2 separate regions of the Mus musculus genome follow, and region 1 is linked to region 2. The links are chromatin loops, found by intact Hi-C in ENCODE. Cell type or tissue: heart. All regions are shown on one strand. Links, peaks and the distances in the headings refer to the core of each region. The heading gives the core; the rest is flanking DNA.

The links. Hi-C counts contacts between places; a loop is a spot of excess contacts. Peaks named below come from ENCODE experiments on the same cell type or tissue, not always from the same donor. Only the 100,000 strongest peaks of a DNase experiment are listed, where the experiment ranks them.
Region 1: a loop joins it to region 2, with 2.4 times the contacts of the local background. A loop is called at or near these places in 18 of 42 quality-filtered maps.

What each region holds. Positions count from the first base shown.
Region 1 is chr11:75,911,747-75,916,060 of GRCm38, forward strand. It overlaps a transcript of Rph3al not described here. Among named protein-coding and RNA genes, the nearest start is that of Rph3al, 2.8 kb to the left of the region's middle. In heart, for the core only: CTCF peaks have their summits at 437 (motif pointing left), 1,674 (motif pointing right) and 2,403 (motif pointing right); DNase peaks (open chromatin) are centred at 1,395, 1,675 and 2,405.
Region 2 is chr11:75,712,133-75,716,446 of GRCm38, forward strand. No RefSeq gene overlaps it. Among named protein-coding and RNA genes, the nearest start is that of Ywhae, 19 kb to the right of the region's middle. In heart, for the core only: a CTCF peak has its summit at 2,003 (motif pointing right); no DNase peak of the experiment used is centred there; H3K4me3 peaks cover 429 bases.

The DNA.
Region 1 (4,314 bases), core at 148-4,147, 200 kb after region 2:
TTCTTTAGAACCTGATGGCTCAACGTAAGTAGTGCAGCTTAGCTGGCTTTCTGTGTGTTACTGAGCCAAGGGCTAACTCAGGCTGCCTATTACAAAGGCGCTGCTTGTGCCTCCTAAATGGAGTGCATGTGTGCGTGTGTGTGTGTGTGTGAGTGTGTGCATGCGTGTGTGAGTGTGTGCATGTGTTGAGAAGAAAAAGAGACTTGGGTCAGTATGCATAAGGATAGCCTTTGATTTCATCCAATCCAGTCCAGTGGATTGAAAATTCAGAGCCTCTTTATATTCTACAAAAGAATATTGATGGAGAAAGCTGGTGATGTGGTTCAGTGATTAAAAGCATTGGCTGCTCTTCCAGAGGACCCAGGTTTGATTCCCAGCACCCACAAGGTGGTTTACAGACACCTGTAATTCCAGTCCCAGGGGTTCTGGTGCCCTCTTCTGGTCTCCATAGGGACTGCATAAATGCACATAGATCCACATAAGCAAAACACACATATACATGAAATTAAAAAAAAAAAACATTGAGGCTGGAAATTTGTTTGCTATTCTCTCAAAATGTTAACCACATACTTGCCATATGGCTCGGAAACTCAGTTGTCCTAAGTACCAACCACAAGAGGACTAAAACATACGTCCTCATAGACATGGGTACAAATATTCTTAAGTCACTGTTATTCCCAATAGCCCAAATGTTACACTAAGAGAAGAAGCCAAGCTTGTACAGAAGATCACGTATGATCTGGTGCTGCCTATAGAGATGTCCAGAATGGCAAAGCCACAGAGGTAGACTAATGGCCATTAATAGGCACAGGACGACAGTGACAGCTAATGGCTTTAGGGTTTCTTTATGAACTGATGGAAATATTCTGGAATTAGATAGGGGTGATGCTAACAATATGTGGGTTCCAGCTCATTAGATGTTATTAAAAAATCTTTTTGGGTTGGCAGATGGCTTGGCAGGTAAAGTGCTTCCTCTGCAAGCCTACAATCCAAGTTCATTTCCAAGAAATTTCCAAGGTGGATGAAGAGACCCAACTCCCAAGTTGTCCTCTGACCACATATGTGCCATACATAGGATCACCATCTTACACATACGGTGAGAAAGACAATTGGGAGCATTCCAAAATATATGAGTTATAGCTATTGATATTTTGCTGAGAAATCTAAAAACCCCCATTACAGATACTAGGCCTATTAGGTATTCACATAATTTATATTTTTTATGAGAAAAACACGTGTTTTCAAAACAAAGACAATGTGAGGCCCGGGATTGTTTTTATGATTTTGCAATTTGCTTTGGGAGTTAACTGAAGACAGCTGGGCGTTCTTGTCTGACTTTTCTTTCGACCTTTGGAGATGCTGTTCCAGTGAATACATGGAAGGGGTCCAGGCTCTCACGGATGTGGAGGATGGATGGAAGGCGGAGGAGTATTCTAATAGCTTGCCCAGATAATGGTGTGTGTTTTTCTGCACCAAAACTCAACAGATGGCACTATCTTAAAAACTAGTTCCAGCACAGCTTCTGAAGCCACATCTGAGTACTTTCCAGTTTCCATGTGTGTGAAAGAGGCCAAGAGGCTTAGACTGTGGAAAACAGTTTTGATTTTGGAGATCTCTGAGGGTCTCAGGGATCCCTGAGTCATGCTTAAGAAACTCTTCCGGACCAATGTGGCCCATGTCCATGATGACCACCAGGGGGCAGTGTGTGGGCCGGAGCTAACTGGCCATGCTGTCCAAGCCCAGACCCCACTGTCATCTCACAGGTCCATCCAGGGAGCTGAGCTTCCCAGCTGAACTTGACATTCCCACCATGGTCCACACGTTGGTAAAGAACCCCCAACCAGCCAGGCGCAGAGGCTCTGTTGGCAAGCCAGGAACCTCTGTACCTTCTCCCAAAGGATGCTAATATAGTCGTAAAAACCAGGCAGATGCAAAACCGACTGGCTCAAGGATGAAGACATGGCTTATTGCATCAAGGTGCCGATGGCCATGCCTGACGGCCAGAGTTTGATTCCCAGGATCACGTGATGAGAGGAGAGAACCAACCCCTTCAGGTTATCCTCTGACCTTGACACATGTGCCCCAGCATGTGCTGCTGCCCCAAATAAGCCAATCAAATACAAAATTAAGAGAGCCATATCCATTAAAAACGTAAACTTGTGCCCAGCCTCTGGTGCACTGTGGGCTTGTTTTCGTTTCAGTTTCTGCTAGCTTGTGAACAGTGTGGTCACACTGCTACCAGAGTGTGAAATGCGTTACTCTGCTCCAAGTAAATATTTGAAACATGCAACTCATACACTCTTTTTCCTTTCTAACGTTCTGGGAGTGTCAAGAAATGGAAGGCCTGTATGATCCAAGTAGACAGGTTGTACACAGGCCCTGTGTACAATTCTGCCCCTGACCTGCAGGTGGTGCTGTGCCCAGATCAATGTGTCCAGGGTGGCAAGCCCTGAGCCTGACACCCCAGTTCCTCTATGGCTGGATACAGAAGGGAGGTAGCCTCTGTGCTCTGCTGTCCACTCTACAGAAGCAGAATAGTAATTGGGGTGACCCTGGAAGACAAGGAACAAGCCAGGGCACGTTGGAGCTATGCACTTATCTTCTGTAGCAGCTTCCAAACTGAAGGCTGTGAGAGGCTGAGGTGGGAGGAGAAGCAGGGGAAAGGGGGGAAGGGCCTTAGCATTGAAGCCTTACCTCCATGATGGCAGAGAATGAAAGGGAGCCAGGAGAAGGTGAAGATGCTCCTCAGAGCTTCAAGCCAGCCCACCCCCAAAACATCTCTAAGAACGAATGCACTGCCTCCCTCCATGTCACTTCCTAGAGCCACAGTTTTAGGCCACAAGCCAGGGAACCCTTAGACTGGCGTCCTCTGACCCATTGCATGTCTACACAGTCTGGGCTATTCTGTTCTGTCCTTCCTTGTAGACTCACGACTCTTTCCATTAGAAGATGGGTCAAGAGGCTACAAAGGACCACATCGCTGCCTGTGCTAGTGTGCCAGTGCTCAGGTAGCACAGCTTCCCCGCATCCTGTCACCTTCCACCTAAGCAGAGGGCGGGCAGCCTTCATGGCAGTGAGGAAGGTTAGGGCCAAAGGCTCACAGAAGGAAAAAATAGAAAAACAAAACCCAAAACAACAAACAAAAACTAAAACCAAACAAACAAAAGAACAAACCCCCTAAAACCCAAAACCAATGGTTGTTTGTGCAAATTTACTAAATGTCCAGGACAAGTCAGCAACCTCCCTGGGGCTCTGTTTCGCCACTTGTACCCGAGGGACAGACGCCCTGTATCTTATTCCCACTGCTGAGATGCATGGAAGGAGTTATGACAGGGCTGCTGGCAGGGCCTGGGTGGAAGGCTAAGGGTTTCTCCAGGCTACAGGATGAAGAGATGGGACCCACGGCAGGACAGACATCTATAGTCAAATAAAATACTAGGGGGGAGATCAGGAGAGATGGAGGACTGTCATTTCCAGGGCTTGGAATCATGGCACCGACTGGGCAGGGACATTTGGATGGTAAATCCACAGCTGAGTATCCACAGAGATGCTCAGAATGAAGGTCAGAGCCAAGAACACAGGGGTTGTGGCTCCCAACAGAAGCTGTGGCTGGCACCTCTGAAAGCACAGCTGTCCATCCTCTCCACACAGAGCAGCCTCAGGACAGATGGGGGACATCAAGGAGACCCATTTTAGGAACCTGCCACAGAGCCAGCTTGGGTTTGCCAAACCTCTTTGGGCTTAGCTGGCGGCCATCTCCCTGACTTGGCAGCTGGTTAGAGCCTCACCATGCCACTCATTTCCCACCTAAGTGTCCCTCAGTGAAATTGTATATACACCACCCAACATACCTGCCCTGGTCCCCATTGAGGGAGAGCTACAGCCCACACATCTTAAGAGTTAAAGACCAGTCTGAGCTACATTAGAAAGACCCTATCTCAAAAACACACACAGACATATACATACCACACCATAACACACACACACACACACACATACACACACACACACACACACACATGCAAGCAAGCATGGAATTGGGGCCTCCTAGCTTCCATCATCAGTACTGTGTGTGTTAAATGAGTGCCTTGCTTATTTGTTAATAATTTATGAGGGAACAAATGTTCATAGAAGACAAGGAAACATGAAGGTGAGCCCACCTATTCAGGAGGGGAACAGCAGTGAGTACACAGAAAGATGACTGTATGGGGCTCTGGTCACTTTCTCTATTAACCAGAGAGGTGGCACACAGGATCTCTAAGGTCATCTTAGCTATGACAGGCAAGAGGCTAGAGGCACGTTTCAGTGAGTGTC
Region 2 (4,314 bases), core at 217-4,216:
ATATGTAAGTACACTGTAGCTGTCTTCAGACACTCCAGAAGAGGGCGTCAGATCTTGTTACAGATGGTTGTGAGCCACCATGTGGTTGCTGGGATTTGAACTCCAGACCTTCGGAAGAGCAGTCGGGTGCTCTTACCCACTGAGCCATCTCACCAGCCCCTGGCTGTAAATTTTTGAGGAAACAGCATGTGAGGCTGGATCACCTGAGCTACTTGTCTTCATTGGTGTCTCGTCCTTTTGCTCTGAAAGCAGAAGCTTTTAGATAATATACATCTCTGCATTAACACATGTATGGAATGTTCTTTGTGCACAAGTCAGCTAAAGATGGTTCAGATGAAAGGCATCAGACTTTGTAAGTCTGTACAGCCACACTTTAATATAAATCTCCATCTATGCCATATGGAGGGATGGCATGCAAGTCCTGATGACTGTCACCAAGAAAGTTTATTGGCCTTGTATAGACCTGCACGTCTCAGCAGTCTCAGGGCTGTCCCCGTGCAGAGGGAGCAGCATCCCCATCCATCCCTTGTTCATTCTTTTGGGTTTCTTCCTGTTTGCAGTCAAGATTTTCAGGAGGTCTCTTCCCACCCCAGTCTAATCTGATCTTTATTCATTTTGAAGGAGTCCACAGCTTTTCATTTTCTGTTGAAACAAAGGCATAAGCTCTCCCATAATGCAACACATTTCCTGACTTCCCAGTCTGAGGTTATAACATATATAGGCTGATTTAACGCAACAGTTCTTTCTAAAATCCAGAGTTTTTTTCAATAGCTGTGCTACCTGACTCATTGTCATTTAAAATTTTTGAAGTCAATAAAGTATTATTTAATCTGTCTCTGGTAGATCTCATATTCTGCTCTTGTTCTATGAGCATCTTCACGCTGTAGTTAGAACTTTTTTACAGTTGTCTCACCAGTAGGATTATAATATATATCTGTAATATGTTCTAAGCCACTGTCTTAGTCAGGGTTTCTTTTTTTTTTTTTTTTTTGGTTTTTCGAGACAGGGTTTCTCTGTATAGCCCTGGCTGTCCTGGACCAGCCTGTAGACCAGGCTGGCCTCGAACTCAGAAATCCGCCTGCCTCTGCCTCTCAAGTGCTGGGATTAAAGGCGTGTGCCACCATGCCTGGCTTCTTTTTCTTTTTTTCTTTTTCGAGGCAGGGTTTCTCTGTATAGCCCTGGATGTCCTGGAACTCACTTTGTGGACCAGGCTGGCCTCGAACTCAGAAATGAGCCTGCCTCTGCCTCCTGAGCGCTGGGATTAAAGCGTGTGCCACCACGCCCGGCTTTAGTCAGGGTTTGTATTCCTGGACAAAACATCATGACCAAGAAGCAAGTTGGGGAGGAAAGGGTTTATTCAGCTTACACTTTCATACTGCTGTTCATCACCAAGGAAGTCAGGACTGGAACTCAAGCAGGTCAGGAAGCAGGAGCTGATGCAGAGGCCACGGAGGGATGTTACTTACTGGCTTGCTTTGTTCAGCTTGCTTTCTTGTAGCACCTAAGACTTCCAGCCAAGGGATGGCACCACCCACAAGGGCCCCCCTTGATCACTAATTGAGAAAATGCCCCACAGCTGGATCTCATGGAGATCCCCCCCCCAACTGAAGCTCCTTTCTCTGTGATAGCCCCAGCTATGTCAAGTAGACACACAAAACCAGCCAGTACAACCACTATGTCTAAAAAAGTTGTTGTACTCTAATGGATACACATGCCAGGGCATCATCAGCTTCAATCTGCAAAGGAATCTACAAGATAGCTACCAACTCTAATAAATGTGCAATCTTAGAATCATCCTTTTTAGAGCTTTAGGTAAAAGCCTCTTGAAATCCTGAATAGGAATCAATTGTATGATGTAGTAACACATATACATACTTTAAGACTACAAACTGTACAAAATGAAATATATAAGCTATTGGATGACATTGCTCTAAGCTGGAATCATTAAACATAATCTATACTCTTACTTCAGAATATTGCATCTCTATGGGTTGCCATTCTGCATTCTTGTCACAAGGTGGCACCATAGGCTTTAGATTGGATTTATCAGCTGCTTTACTCTGATTTAAAGAAGCCTATAATTTCTGTTCCATGGCCTTTAATCTAGTAATCTATTCCTCAGTTCTTCCCTTATCTAAGTCTGCCTTATTCTTATTTTCTGAGAGGTTATAAAGAACTGTGATCAGCCGGGAGTGGTGGTGCACACTTTTAATCCCAGCACTCGGGAGGCAGAGGCAGGCGGATTTCTGAGTTCGAGGCCAGCCTGGTCTACAGAGTTAGTTCCAGGACAGCCAGGGCTACACAGAGAAACCCTGTCTCCAGAAAAACCAAATAAATACATACATACATACATACATACATACATACTAATAATAAAAAGAACTGTGATCATTACAGAATACAATTATTTGTATGCTTATAATCAAAACAAAATTATATGGGGTTCAGGTGCCCTCTCTCATTGTGTTTTCAATTTTTTAAAATTTTATTTATTTATTTTTGGTTTTTCGAGCCTGATCTACAGAGTGAGTTCCAGGACAGCCTCTGTCTACCAAGTGCTGGGATTAAAGGCGTGCACCATCATTGCCTGGCTAAGTTTTATTTTATATATGTGAGTATACTGTTGGTGTCTTCAGACACATCAAAAGAGGGTATCGGATTCCATTATATATAGTGGTTCACAACATGGGTGCTGGGAATTGAACTCAGAACCTCTCTCCAGCCCGTGTTTTCCATTTTGTTTTTGTTTTGTTTTGTTTGTTTGTCTCGAGACAGGGTTTCTCTGTATATCCCTGGCTGTCCTGGAACTCACTTTGTAGACCAGGCTGGCCTCGAACTCAGAAATTCGCCTGCCTCTGCCTCCCAAGTGCTGGGATCAAAGGCACGCGCCACCATGCCCGGGTACAAAACATCTTTATTTACTTGTTTCTCTTTCTCTTCCTTCGTAGACTTTGCTTTTTATATTCAAACTCAGCAATTCTATGACTGTATATTCAGTTTCTCTGGCATCCATGCATCTTTCAAAAGATGTCTATTGCTCTCTGACCTTCCTTTGGAGACTTTACTTTTTATTTTTAAACTACTTTTTATTTTTAAACTACATCGAATTTCTTCTTTCTTCAGCACCTAAGCACATTTTCAAGTATACTGTACCTGTTCAAAGGCATTCTTGGTCTGGACCTGACTTTCTGCATACCTGCAGCCATTCTCTGATCACGTGAGCCAAGCCTTAAGGGTCTAGCCCTACGGCCTCCACTACTGACGCGGAAGGGGCAGTCATTCACAGAGAGCATTCTTTTTTTTTTTTTTTTTTTATTTATTGTTATTTCTATGATTACACGTAGCTGACTTCAGAAACACACCAGAAGAGTGCATCAGATCCCATTACAGATGGTTGTGAGCCACCATGTGGTTGCTGAGACTTGAACTCAAGGCCTCTGGAAGAGCAGTTGGTGCTCTTAACCACTGAGCCATCTCTCCAGCCCCACAGGGAGCATTCTTAAGCCAGCCAGAGACACTGTGGCTCTGCCCTTTGTCCGGGAAGTGCTTGTTCCAGGGACACTGTCTCCTGCTCTGCAGTTTTTGCAACCTAACCCTGCTTTGGCTGCCCACTTGCTGCACAGCGGGGCATCTTAAAGGAGCCACACTGTGAGCACTGGCCTGCGAGACTGGGTCGCTAGGAAGCCACATCTGTTCTCCCGCCTTCCCAGGCGCTTTCACTTCTTTAACGCCTGGCTTGCCCAATGCCTAAGTTTGGATTTCTACCGCCGGAAAAAGTTCCGTCTGGAACTTTTCTCGGGCTCTAGCCTTGGATATACGTGCCCACACGTTGGACACCATTTATAACGTTTTTCTCTGAGGCGCCTATTAACCCATTTTTACTAATCTATGTTCGGCCACAGTAGGTCTTTCCTTTGTGTTCAGTCTCCACACCTGTTCTTTCCCCATGCCTGGTGGGTGAATTCTCTACACATCTGAGTCCTTCCCAGAGTCCTTCCCAGAGTTCCTTCCTCCATGTAAGTCTCTTCTACCCCCTCCTGTCTCCCTATTGGCTGTTCTGCTTTCTATTAATCCAATCAGAAAATGCCTTAAAAAAGCAAGGAAGGATAGAAATGTCTTACAAAAGTTTTCTCCCAACAGAAATTACTTAGTATATTCAAAATATTCAGGGTTGGAGAGGAGGCTAAGTGGTTTCACCTCACTGACTGCTCTTGCAGAGGACCTAGCTTCCATTCCCAGCACACACACAGCAGCTCAGAACTCTTGTAGTTCCAGGTACAGGGGACTTAATGGCCTCCTCCGGCCTCCTCATGC